Linked DNA regions of Homo sapiens: region 2 is linked to region 1. The links are chromatin contacts, found by Hi-C or POLR2A ChIA-PET in ENCODE. All regions are on one chromosome and are shown on one strand. Each heading gives the region's core, a stretch centred on a gene start or an enhancer-like site at or near the end of the contact. The rest is flanking DNA. Distances are from core to core; before and after follow the strand shown.

Region 1 (6,760 bases), core at 2,443-4,942:
AACAGTGTCATCAAGTTCCCACTAAATAAATGCCGCTTTCACTGCAGGTTTTTGGGCTAGAAGTGGCCTTACTCTCTCTTTGCTAAAAAGCGTGATTAGCAAGTGTCGCGGAAGTGTTAAAGACAGGCTGGCACCTCATGGAGACCTTCTCCTGGCTGGAATCACTTTTCTTCCGTGAGTCAGTGCTATTTAATGTCCATTCTCTGGACTGTGTGCCTCCCACACTCATCAATGCAGAGCTAGGGAATGAGGGTGTGTGAGGCAGGAGCCAGGTGGGTGCAGGGTTGTGGGTCTGCATGGGTGAGGGCCTGTTTCTTGAGCGGCCTTTGCTGGTCACTGGCATTTGCCCTGTGGGTGCTGGGGTAACTTGAGTCTAGGGCATCCCTTGCCCCACAGCAGCCCCAGAACCTCAGGAGGACCCAAGAGGCTTTTATCTCCAGGGTCACTGAGCTGGGATGGTCCCTGCCAAGGTCGTGGTGTTGGCTGGGCACAGATCCCAGAGGGCACAGGCCTGGAAGTTGGGAATTGGGAGGGAGAGGGAGCTTCTCCTGCCGGACCCAAGTCCTTGCAGGATGAGTGCCAGCGTCTTGGCTCCTTGAATCACTCATAGGGAGGCCAGTGGCCTGGGTGCTGGTTTCCCTGGCCTGCTTCAACCTGCTGTGTGACCTTGGATGAGTCCCTTGGCCTTTCTGAGCTTCCTTCCAGGCATCTGTTGAATTCATTTGGAAAGTACTCCTCTGACACCTGCTGTGGGCCAGGCTCTGTGCTGGGGGCTACAGGGAACCCTGCAGCTGAGATCCCTTCTCTCTTGGGGTCTGTGGGCTGGAGGGAGAGGCAGACCTGGCAGGAGGGAGAAAGAAGACCAGGATGCTTTGAAGAAAATGGGGGATGAACTTTAGCTGAGCTTCGGCTTGTGCTTTTCTGAGTGCACCTTAACAAATTATCACAATCTGGGTGGTTTCAAAACAACAGCACTGTGTTTTCCGACTTTCTTGAGGCTAATAGTGTCCTCAGAGCCACACTGCTTCAAAGGCTGTAAAAGAGAATCCCTCCTTTCTTCTTCAGCTTCCAGTGGCTTCCGGCAATTGTTGGCGTTTTTTGGCTTCTAGCTGTATGTCTGTGTGTTCTTTTTTTATAAGGACACTAGTCATTGGATTAGGGTCCACCCTAATGCAGAGTGACCTCATTCAGACCTAACTAATTACATCTACAAGGACCCTATTTCCAAAGAAGGTCGCATTCTGAGATTACAGGTGGACCTGAATTTTGGGGAGACAGTTTTTCTCCCATTACACTGAAGAAGGGCCATTAAAGCTCAGACTTAAAGGATGTGTGTATGGTGGGGGGGCGGGGGTGGTTCAAGGTGCGGTTGTTTGAAGCAGAGGGAACAGCTTGCGCTAGGGCTTTCTGGCAGGAGTGCGGCACAGAGGCCTGTGTGACTGTGCGGTGGGGGCTGAAGCTGGGGGTCTGGGGGCCTGGGGTATGGGGCCATGGAAAGGTGTTTGGAATTTTTTTTTTTTTTTTTTTTTGAGACAGAGTTTCACTCTTGTTGCCCAGGCTGGAGTGCAATGGTGCGATCTCGGCTCACCACAACCTCCGCCTCCTGGATTCAAGCAATTCTCCTGCCTCAGCCTCCCAAGTAGCTGGGATTACAGGCATGCACCACCACGCCCAGCTAACTTTGTGTTTTTAGTAGAGATGGGGTGTCTCCATGTTGGTCAGGCTGGTCTCGAACTCCCGACCTCAGGTGATCTGCCCGCCTCGGCCTCCCAAAGTGCTAGGATTACAGGTGTGAGCAACCGCGCCTGGCCGGTGTTTGGATTTAACTCTAAATGCCTCTCAGGGGCTTAAGCAGGGACATTATGTGGTTGCATTCCCTTTTGGAAGAAAGTCACTTAATTAGGAAGGGGCATGACAGTGACTGAGGGTACATGCCTTAAGGGTTACCCCCAAGCACACTGACATCCCTCCAGTGTTCTAAGCCTCAAATCCTTTGCAGATAGGTAGGGCAGTACTTTTATCTCTTGAGGAAATGCAGGCCCAGAGAGGTTAAGCAGTTTTCTTAGGGTCACACAGCTAGGGGAAAGAAAGCTCAAGGCCTCAGCTAACATCTTCAGTCTTGTAAGTTCTCAACACACCTGGAGGCAAAGGACCATCCTCAAATATAGCTGGGTGTCCAGGGCACGGGAAATAGCCCAGGACAGGGAGCACTGATTTTACACCTGTTGGTGAAGGTAATGCATCATCTGCCCAGTCAAGAGACGGTTTAGCTACTGGGCAAGGGATGAGGCAGCTTCAGCAACTTAATAAGCGTGGAATTAATTCCCTTATATGTGTGAGCTGCTGTGAGTCTTCCCATTCAGGACAAAGCTCAGGAGCAGAGGAGAAAAAGCAGGTAAAACTTTGGGAGGCCGAGGTGGGCGGATCATGAGGTCGGGAGATTGAGACCATCCTGGTCAACATGGTGAAACCCCATCTCTACTAAAAATGCAAAAAAATTAGATGGGCTTGGCGGCATGTGCCTGCAACCCCAGCTACTCGGGAAGCTGAGGCAGGAGAATTGCGTGAACCCTGGAGGCGGAGGTTGCGGTGAGCCGAGATCGTGTCATTGCACTCCAGCCTGGCGACAGAGCTAGACTACGTCTCAAAAAAAAAAAAAAAAAAAAAAAAAGCAGGCAAACAGCAATAAACGCTGACCTGTGTCCACCAAGGAGCATGTTGGAGGGTTGTTATAGTATCCTAGGCCCCGGGCCCAGATGAAATGGCAGGATAATTCCAACTGTTCCAGAAGCACGGAGCTGCTGTCTCTCTGATTTTTTGGATATATATTCATGTGGAAAAGAGCTTTCTTCTTATTGGGAAGTAAAAATATATCTCTATTCAGATAAAACATCTCTATTCACATTCCAAACTGGGAACATATCAATTTTCCCACACTGGGATTTAAAACGTAAATTAGGTGCTGTCTCCGAGGTATTGAGGATGCTAATATCCTCCTAAGAGATGGGCTTGTTGGCTGGATCTGAAATTCCCTGTGGAGTGAAAGGCCGTTATTTCCTGCTGTGTTTTGTTTCTTTCTTTTTTTTTTTTCGAGACAGAGTCTCGCTCTGTCACCCAGGCTGGAGTGCAGTGGTGCGATCTCGGCTCACTGCAAGCTCCGCCTCCCGGGTTCACGCCATTCTCCTGCCTCAGCCTCCCGAGTAGCTGGGACTACAGGCGCCCGCCACCGCGCCCGGCTAATTTTTTGTATTTTTAGTAAAGATGGGGTTTCACCGGGTTAGCCAGGATGGTCTCGATCTCCTGAGCTCATTATCCGCCCACCTCGGCCTCCCAAAGTGCTGGGATTACAGGCGTGAGCCAGCGCGCCTAGCCTTTCTGTCTCTTGTTTCTTTAGTTCCCTCTTTGTCTCAGCGCCTTTTGAGGGAGGAAGAGAGGGAGGGAGAGGGGGAGAGAGAGAGAGAGTGTGTGAGTGTGTGTGTGTATGTGTGTGTGTGTGTGTGTGTATGGTGAGGGGAGAGAGAGAGAGAGAGAAACAGAATGAGAGGGAGGAACTACTCTGTTCTCCAACACCAGGAGAAACCTCTCCCTCTGGAATAGCCCCTTCCCATTGAGGATTTTTCTCCAACTGTGTTTTGCGAGGGTTGTGGGGTAACCCTTCGGGAGGAAGCTGAGTCAGTAAGTGCCGATGCTGTCTCCTGACTGCTGGGTTGGGACTTGTGTGCGTGTGTGTGTTATGGGGGATGGGGACGTGTGAAAGACAGGAGTTAAATTTGGTCCCGGATCTGAACATGGGTTTCCTTCCTCTCCTAGTGAAAGGACTTATCTCAGATGAATCACGTCCTCTCTTTAGAGTTCTGGGCTCATGGAATGTCAAGGCCAGTCTGGCGCTCTTGGAGAGGTGCCTGCCCAAGGGATGTCAGATTCTGGTTTGTGACTCTGGAGGGGCGTTTGGCCACCCTAAGGGATGACGCTTGTGGCTTCAACCAGAGCATCTTCCCTATGTAGTCAGTCTTCCCTCGGTATCTGTGGGAGACTGGGTTACGGGATACCAAAATCCCCAGAAGCTCAAATCCCTGATATAAAATGGTGTAGTATTTGCATGTAACCTATACATATCCTCCCAGATGCTTTAAATCAGCTCAAGATTAATTATGATAGTTAATACAATGTAGATACCATGTAAGTAGTTACTATCTACATTGTTTATGGAATATGACAAGAAAAAAAAACTCTGTACCTGTTCAATACTGATGCAACCATCCTTATTTTTTTCCTGAATATTTTCAATCAGTGATTAATTGAATCCATAGATGTAGAACCCATGGATACAGAGAACTGCCTATTCATTTCATTCACCCACCCAACCACCCACCCACCCATCCACCCACCCACCCATCCACCCACCCATCCACCCATCCACCCACCCATCCATCCATCCATCCACCCACCCACCCATCCATCCATCCATCCATCACAAGCTTGATGCACAGCTCTATGCTGGGGGCAGGGCCTCATGGTAATTATCCACCATTTGTTATCTGATCATCTGTCAAGGCCCTGACCCCTTTCAGGCACTAGGGAGCATCCATAGAAATGAAGGACAAAGCCCCTTGCCCTCTGGAGGTCACAGCCTAAAGCAGGGGTCGGCCAGCTTCTCCTGTAGAGGACCAGATAGTAAATATTTTCAGCTTTGCAGGCCATAAGACCTCTGTCACACCTGCTGACCTCCGCCGTTTACTGCACAAGCAGCCCAGACAGGATGTAAACAAGTGGGTGTGGCTGTGGTTTGACTGCAATCACAACTTATGTATAGACACACACATTTGATTTTTATATGATTTTTCATGTGTCATGAAATACTGTTCTTTTGATTTTTTTCCAATGATTTATTTATTATTATTATTATTTTTTTTTTTTTTTCTGAGACAGAGTCTCGCCCTGTTGCCCAGGCTAGAGTGTAGTGGTGCAAACTCGGCTCACTGCAAGCTCTGCCTCCCAGGTTCACGTCATTCTCCTGTCTCAGCCTCTGGAGTAGCTGGGACTACAGGCGCCTGCCACCATGCCCGGCTAATTTTTTGTATTTTTCAGTAGAGACGGGGTTTCACCGTGTTAGCCAGGATGTTCTCGATCTCCTGACCTCGTGATCCACCCGCCTCGGCCTCTCAAAGTGCTGGGATTACAGGTGTGAGCCACTGCGCCTGGCCTATTATTATTTTTTGAGATGGAGTCTCACTCTGTTGCCCAGTCTGGAGTGCCATGGTGTGATCATAGCTCACTGCAGCCTCAAACTCCTGGGCTCAAGTGACCTTCTTTCCTGCCTCAGCCTCCTGAGTAACTGAGACTACAGGCACATGCCACCACACCTGGCTAATTATTTTATTTTTTGTAGAGGTGGGGTCTTGCTGTATTGCCCAGCCTGGCCCTAAGCAATGCTCCCACCTCAACCTCCAGAGTAGCAGGGATTACAGGTGTGCACCACCAATCCTGGCTAAATGACAGCTAGTCTGATAGACTCCTGCTAGATTGGGCATATTATGTCTGCTTTGCAATTGAGGATACTGAGACATGGGGAAGGAGAATGACTTTCTGAAGTAGAACCTGGATTTGAGCCCAGCCTTGTAGTCTCTGACCCCTGTCATGTCTGCCTTCTCTCCACACATCTCCAGAGCTCTCTGCCCTGCAGGGGGTCCATCTGCAGCATCACAGGACTGTCAAGACTCCTGCCTGGGCGGGGCACGGTGGTTCACGCCTGTAATCCCAGCACTTTGGGAGGCCGAGGCGGGTGGATCACCTGAGGTCAAGAGTTCGAGACCAGCTTGGCTAACATGGTGAAACCCCGTTTCTACTAAAAATATATTTTAAAAATAGCTGTGTGTTATGGCGTGCATCTGTAATCCCAGCTACTTGGGAGGCTGAGGCAGGAGAATCACTTGAATCTGGGAGTTGGAGGTTGCAGTGAGCCGAGATCGCGCCATTGCACTCCAGCTTGGGCAACAAGAGTGAAACTCCATCTCAAAAAAAAAAAAAAAAAGACTCCTGCCTGGATCTCAGCCCCCCAAACTGGGAGCACTTGTTATTTTTAGGGTATCTCTATTCTGACCCCCGCTCAGTGGGAAGGATTCCCATTTTTGCTTCATATGATCCTTTGGGTAGAAAATCACTATTTATGTTAGTTCTTCAAAAATGGGTTTGGGGCTGGGTGTGGTGGTCATGCCTGTAATCCTAACACTTTGGGAGACTGAGGTGGATGGATCACTTGAGGTCAGGAGTTCAAGACCAGCCACATGGTGAAACCCCATCTCTACTAAAAAATACAAAAATTAGCCAGGCATGGTGGCTAGTGCCTGTAATCCCAGCTACTTGGGAGGCTGAGGCAAGAGAATCTCTTGAACCTGGGAAGTGAAGATTGCTATGAGACAAGATGACACCACTGCACTCCAGCCTGGGTGAAAGAGCGAGACTCCATCTCAAAAAAAAAAAAAAAAAAAATGGGTTTGGGTGGTTTATCTCATCTGAGAATTGTGGTCCGGTGTCAGACCCAAAGATGGGGAGGGAATGGGGCAGGGAGCTACTGAACACCAGGTACTGTGCTGGAGTTTTCAGTGTCCATCTGGGTTTGGTATCTTCCCCATCTCACAGTTGGAAAAACTGAGGCTCAAAGAGGAGCACTGACTTGTCCAAGGTCATGCAACTAGTGATTATGGAGCTGGGATTGGAATCCAGGTCTCTGACTCCCTGTACTTTGTGCTGGTGTTGAACT
Region 2 (6,760 bases), core at 2,707-5,206, 130 kb after region 1:
ACCAGTTACCTACTTGCCTCTGGGCACTTGTATCTCTGTGATGTCTATGGGCCAGGAATTTGGGAGCAGTGTGGCTGAGTGACTGTGACTTGGAATTTCTTATGACGTTGTACTCAAGATACTGGCCAGGTCTACGGTCAGCTAAGGGTTTGACTAGAGATGGAGCATCTGCTTCCATAGTGGCTCACTCACATGGCCAGCAACTGGTGCTAGCTGTTTGCTGGGGGCCTCAGATTCTCTCCATGTGGGTTTCTGTGTGTGACTGCTTGAGCATCCTCACAACATGGCGGCTGGCTTTCCCCAGTATGACCTCAGAGAAGAAGGTAGAAACCATGATGCCTTTTATGACCAAGCTTTAGAAGTCCTACACTATCACTTCTTTTTTTTTTTTTTAGACGGAGTCTCACTCTGTCACCCAGGCTGGAGCGCAGTGGTGTGATCTCAGCTCACTGCAACCTCTGCCTCTCGGGTTCAAGCGATTCTCCTGCCTCAGCCTCCCAAGTAGCTGGTATTACAGGTGCCTGCCACTGTGCCCGGCTAATTTTTGTAGTTTTAGTAGAGACGGGGTTTCACCATGTTGGCCAGGCTGGTCTTGAACTCTTGACCTTGTGATCCACCCGCCTCGGCCTCCCAAAGTGCTGGGATTACAGACATGAGCCGCCGCACCTGGCCCATCACTTCTTCTTTACTCAGACGTGAGCCACCGCGCCCGGCCCATCACTTCTTTATTCTGCTAACCACACGGACCAACCTTGATTCGTTGTGGGAGGGGACCACACCAGGTTATGAATAAAAGGGGGCAAGGATTACTGATGGTCATCTTGGAGGACATCTATCAGCCATAACCTTGGTACATGATTTCACCTCTGTGGATCTCAGTCTCCTCTGTCAAATGGGTTCATGCAAAAAAATTCATTAGTTGATTCCTGTGAATGCTTAGAAATGGTGTTGGACATTTAGTTACCTCTTGATAAATATTAGCCACCACTGTCATCCCCTGCTGGGCTGTGAGCCCTCTGCTCTTAATCTCTATGCAGTGCCTGGCTCAGAGTAGGCACCCTCTGAATCTTTATTAAATGAATGAATGAAAGAATGAATGAGGCTGGATGTGGTGGCTCATGCTTGTAATCCCAGTACTTTGGGAGGCTGAGGCAGGTGGATCGCTTGAGTCTAGGAGTTCGAGACCAGCCTAGACAACATGGTGAAACCCTGTCTCTACAAAAATTACACACAAAAAAAAATTAGCTGGGCATGGTGGCACATACCTGTAGTCCTAGCTACCGAGGAGGCTGAGGTGGGAGGATCGCTTGAGCCTGGGAGGCCAAGGCTGCAGTGAGCTGTGATCATGCCACTGCAGTCCAGCCTGGGCAACAGAGTGAGATCCTGTATCCAAAAAAAGAAGAAGAGAGACAGGGAGAGAAAGAGAATGAATAGCTGTAAGGACTGGGAATACATAGAAAAGAAAGAGATCTGTTGGCCATATTGCCAGAGAGTCCTTTGTGATAAACTTTCTCAAGTGAGGCCCTTTGACCAGTGTCTAGAAAACAAATATTTGTTCAAAACTGAAGTGAGGTGGTGGTGGAAAGGACATAGGATGCATTCTGAGCGACCTGGGTTTCAATTGTGTACTTGGTGTCCGAACAATAAATATTTACAGAGCCCTGACTCTGGGCCAGGTACCATGTCAGACCTGGGAAAACCTGGGGTGGGAGCAGCTCTGGTGCATGCCTGGTGACATCCTTGCTGTGTGACCTTGGGCAAGTGAATCTATGTCTCTGAATCTGCATTTCCTTGTCTGTAAAAGTAGTGGGGTTGGGGGGACATGGATCCCTGCTAGAAGGAGAAACCTCCTTTAACAGGTGTGCCTGACCTCCAGGATCCAGCTGCTGCCCACCCCCTTCTAACAACCCCTGACATGTTTGGGATCTCCAGGCAGAGGACAGAAAACCTGCATGGGTCAGATGAGCGGGGCCTGGCCGAGGACAGTGGGTGTTAGGGTCTAGTCGTACCCCCAACCCCTAGTACTCCAGCCCTGTAAGGGTTAAAACCCAGGGAGCTCACGTGACCTAGTGTAAACCATGAATCATTCCCATTGCTCCCAGTGCTGAGCCTGCTGCCCAGGACAGGGCAGATGCTGTGCCCCGGGTTGCCATGGCAACTCCGCCTGTACTGAAATACAGCCCTCCCCAGTCCTTCCTGGGGGACCTCAGAGGCTGTCTCACCTGGATCAGTGTTGCCTTCCAGAGAGGGAGGGAGAGACAGCTGAAAAGGAGAGAGAGAGGAGAGACGCTTAGAGACAAGCAAGTGGAAGTTGAGACACAGGGAGAGGGAGGAGAGCGAGGCTGAGAAATCAACAGAGAAACAGACCACGAGAGGGAGACAGACTGACAGCCGACCAGAGGTCCCAAGACGCTGCCTGTAACCTTAGAGGCAGAAGCCGTTTCCCAGCAGTGCTAACCTTCCCGGGGCTGCCAGATCGCCGACATACACGCACACACACACAGAGTGCACACACATGCACACACGTGCAGCCGCATTTCCTGGTGCGCTTGCTGTGAGGGCACAGGGGTGGGTAGGCTGGCAGGCACGTGAAGTTGCCATCAGCCCCGAGGGACCGTGAGCGAGTTGGGACTTGGGGGAGAAAAAAATGGGGGCGGACGTCAGCTCCCTGGGCGGCCGCCGCCACCGCCTCCGCCTCCCCGAGGCCCCTCCTGCATTCCTGGGCAGCGAAGCCCCTCGCTAAGACGGGGGCTGATGTCATCCCGGGCTGCTCAGCCAGGGGACCCGGGGGCCCTGGTGGCTGCCTCCGGAAGTGAGCTAGCCGCCTGCCGGCCGACAGGTTTGGAATCTCCAGCCAGAGGACAGAAAACCTGCATGGGTCAGGTGAGCGGGGTCTGGCCGAGGGCAGCCGGGCAGGGGGCAGCAGGGTGCGGCAGCTTGCCCACCGGAACCTCCCAGGGTGCACCTCAGGGGGGCTGCCTACCTGAAGGGAAGTGAGGACGAGGGTGCCCAAAGGCCGCCCCCTCCACCCCCACCCCCATCCCCATCCCCCGCCTTTCGGGACCGTCACGCCCTGGAGTGAGTGCAGCCGGCTTGTTCCTCAAAGCTCCTTGTCTCGGCCGATCAGCTGGGTGAGCCCTGGAACTGGAACCTGGACTGCCCAGTGTGTTGACTTTATAACTCCGCTGGGGTGGACTCCCAGCCTGGCACTTAGCTGCCTCTTAATTCTGAGCGGCACCCGTGGATGCAGCCGGCTCCTGGCTCAGGGATGTTTACTTACCCTTGGTTTGCCTGAAGAAAGCTGCTGTTTTTAATTTTTTTTCCTCCAAGCAAGCCCAAAACTTCCATGAGCAAAAGAGTCCAAAGAGGCAAGAGGACACTGGCGTTTTAATTGCTCTCTCCCTCCCTAACTTCCTTCTTCCCTCTCCTCCTGGCTGGCCCCATGGATTACCTGGGAGATAAACTCACAGTGGCCCAGACCCACATGACCCAGTGGATGGGCACCGTGAGGAGGTCCTTCCAGGAAGCCCTCAATTTGGTGACCACCACGGTGGGCCACGAACGGACGAGTGCAGAGTCGGCCAGCCGGACCCCCTTCAAGCGTACTTCCTCCTTCCGACACCTGGCTTCCCGGAGTCGGGAATCCTTCCGCCGCTTCTCTGCTCGCAGCCAACAGAGATTTTCTTCACTGAGGAAAAGGCATACAGATTCGGAACCGCCAGATATTGTAAGCTTATTATGTTTTAAAAAATATTAAAACAACACTGAAAGCTCCTCCCCTCCAGTCCTCCCAGGGAGGGGGTCCCAGACATCAAACCGGGGAAGTTACTTCTTCCAGAATAGTTGTCAGTCAAAGCCCAGGCACTTCCTGTCCCCTGTACCTGGGAAAGAGGCACGTAGCAATAATTCCTCTCTCCTGAAGTCAGTCAGGACATTTTTGCTGGAGTCGACGTCTGTGTGGACAGGGCCAGCACGTGAGTTGGGCTGAATTTGCCAGTTGATTTATGTTTAAGTGTGAACACCCCAACCCCCGACACGAAAGCTCATCCTTCTCCCTATTTTTAGGGTGGATTAGTGGCACCTGCCTCATCTCCTCTCACCCTCCTAGGAAGCACAAGTGGCGGTGTCATGTGCACGCTGAGTTGTAGCTTTTGTCGTTCCACCGAGCTTTCATTGGATTGCCAAGGAAAGGGTCTTAGGAGACCGAGGTGTGGTGGGCGAGTTTGCCCGCTGGCCGTGAACCTTGGGTTTGGTGTGAGTGGGCCAGGGAGGGAGGCCTTGATTTCTTACTCAGGCAGGCTCGGGAGGGCTTGGATTGGGACAGCAGGGTGGAATGACAGCTAATGATTAAAACCTTGGCCTGTGTCCTGCTAGGCGACAGTGCAGAAACAATCGTAAGGTCCTTCTGATGATTTGGAGAGGTGGGACTGGGCCCAGAAAGCGAAAGTGCCTACTGTGGGGGAAGCACAGTGAGTGAGTGGCAGAGCCAGGTCCCGAACCCCAGGCTCTGACCTCCCCATTCACGGCTCTTTGCAGTCCAGCTCCCAGCAGATGTTCTCCCCAGACCCTCCCAATTAATTCAGGGCTGCCCAGGTCACTGACCAGACCTGAGCCTAAAGAGAGGGCCTGCCATTTTCACATAGGAGACTTCTGCCACCTGACTGTGTTGGCCCAGTTTATGGGAGCACTTGAGGACAGGCGAAGGGCTAAGCCAGCCCCTTTTTCTGGGTTCCTCCTAGCCAGGAGTGCTATAGTCATTAAGGGACCCAGCATTTAGGGAGGAGCCCTGAGCTGGCCCTCCCTACACTCGAGGTGGCAGGGCTCACAGCTGCCCTGCCAGGTGCAGGGGCTCAGTATCCCCTCTGCTGACCCAGAGGTGTGACTCACCCCAGGTCACGCAGCAGCCAGAGCAGGCAGTTGCAAATGCAAGGCAGGAGCCGAGCACTTGGGCATGACACGTGTCTCGTTCACAGGACGTCTCCTTCACAGTGGGTCTGTGCTTCTTTGTGGCCCAGAACAAATTAGTGGGGCTTGGATTTATGAGACAGATTCCCCAACCTCTGGAAGGTGTGACTTGCCACAGGGAAAGAAGGCCCCTCATTCATTCTGTCTCCCTCTGTGTGTATCTCTGTCTCTGTGATGTGTCTTTCTGCCTTGCTCTGTCTCTGTTTGTTTCTCTGTCACTCCTGTTCTCTCTCAGGGTATGGGGTTGGTGACAGGCAGGCTCTGTTGGCATCCCTCTTTCCCCACCCTGGGGAGTGGTGTGACCATGGGCATTGGCATGAATCCCCTAGGCGTCTTACCCTGTGTTACAGGTTGGTGCCACTGGCAGGAGTGGCCTCTCCAGCTGGTTGAATAAATGAAGTTGGGTGGTGCAGAGAACCATTCCGTGTTGCGTCGAGATGCCACCAAGAGTGTAAATACATGCTAAATACATTCAAGCTTCAGGCTCCTTCCCATGTAGCCACCCTACTGGGTGGTAGGCACCAGCTGGCCTTGGCCTTGACAGCTTGAATCAGACTCCTGGCTGAGGAGCCCTGACCCATTCTTAAGCCTCAGTTTCTTCCTGTGTCCAATGAGGAGAACCAAGGCCTTGGTATGAGATTGAAGCAAGCCCCCAGCACAGTGCCAGGCACACAGAATCTGCACACTTGTGAATGCTCTCTCTCTGTTGCTTGCCTAGATACTCTGCCTGAGCAGGATAAAGGCAGAGTTAGGATAGGAACATGTGCAGTGTTGCAGATAAGTCAACGAAACGCAAGGCCAGGGACCCCCTGCCTAGGGGTTGAGTCCTGGCTCTGCCGCTTCCCAGCTGTGTGATCTTGGACAGACTCCTTCCCTCTCTGTGCCTTGATTTCCTCCTCTGTGAAATGGGGATGATCGTGCATTGATGTGCTGGTAAATGTGTGGTGAGCGTGGCCGTTCTTAGCTTGTGGTGCTTAAAAATTAGTTCTTGTGGCAACCAAACCTTTCCTCTCAAACCATCACTTCAAAGATTTTCAATGAGCTGGAAAACCCACACACGCCCTTTTTACTCAGGGACTTCACTTAAATATTCGTTTTATGGGAAGAAACTTTTTAAAGCCACAGACAATTACTTAAGAGTTTGGGACAACAGCAGTATCCGTGGCTGGGGCTGGGAGGGGGCAGGATTTTAGTCTTTCTGACCTTGTACATGATTTATCTAAATAATCCATTCATTTCATCCTGGTTCCTGCCTCCGGCTTGTATTTACTCAGAGCAGTGTAGAAGAATCTATTGCGGGCACAAAATAACCCTCAAAGGCGTGCCCTGAAATGTTTTCTAAAGCCAGCCTTGAAGTAATTTGCTAATGGCCTGCCTGCTTCTGTGTCCAAGGGATAAAAGGGGGAAAGAGGGAAAACAAATGCTTTGTCTCTGAGCCACAAAGGCAGGAAGAGGCACGTTTATGCTGCACTCCCATGTGAGCCTGAGAAACACGCCTGGTACTCCAGGTTTAGCCGAGGAGACAAGGTGGACTCCAGTTAGAGGCCAGACAGAAAATTCCAGAACCCAGGAACAATGGCAGTGGCACAGGGGCCAAGACTGGAATAAAAGCGGGAAGTGGGGGGTCTCTGAGGCCATGGGGTGCCGCACCAAGGAGGGCTTTGGAGTCAGACAGACTTAGGCCTGAGTCTCAACTCACCACGTGCAAACTGAGTGACCTTGGGCAGCTTAAATCACCTCTTGCAGCCTCAGTGCCCTCATCTGAAACATGGAGATTCAGCTGGGACTTGTCTGG

What was found. Hi-C counts contacts between places; a loop is a spot of excess contacts on that map. ChIA-PET counts read pairs that join two places held with the same protein, here RNA polymerase II (POLR2A).
Region 2: a loop to region 1 is called in a map of endothelial cell of umbilical vein, with 2.6 times the contacts of the local background. The contact joins the promoter of KIAA1671-AS1 here to the enhancer-like site in region 1. A Hi-C loop is called at or near these places in 1 of 168 maps with a recorded cell type or tissue (endothelial cell of umbilical vein). POLR2A ChIA-PET finds 5 or more read pairs at or near these places in 2 of 52 experiments (HEK293 and activated naive CD4-positive, alpha-beta T cell).

Annotation. Positions count from the first base shown.
Region 1 is chr22:24,982,267-24,989,026 of GRCh38, forward strand. The region is part of intron 1 of KIAA1671; the gene reads left to right. Among named protein-coding and RNA genes, the nearest start is that of KIAA1671, 33 kb to the left of the region's middle. Within about 2 kb of position 3,693, at least 9 of the 41 ENCODE cell types and tissues checked have a DNase peak (open chromatin) inside an H3K27ac peak, as active enhancers do; they include endothelial cell of umbilical vein, where a contact is called at or near this core.
Region 2 is chr22:25,108,736-25,115,495 of GRCh38, forward strand. KIAA1671-AS1 (KIAA1671 antisense RNA 1) reads right to left here and starts at 3,957. Exons shown (of 5, transcript NR_038941.1): 1 at 3,882-3,957; 2 at 3,452-3,688; 3 at 2,223-2,262; 4 at 1,266-1,383. The region is part of intron 6 of KIAA1671; the gene reads left to right. RefSeq lists enhancers at 1,912-2,774, 2,775-3,636.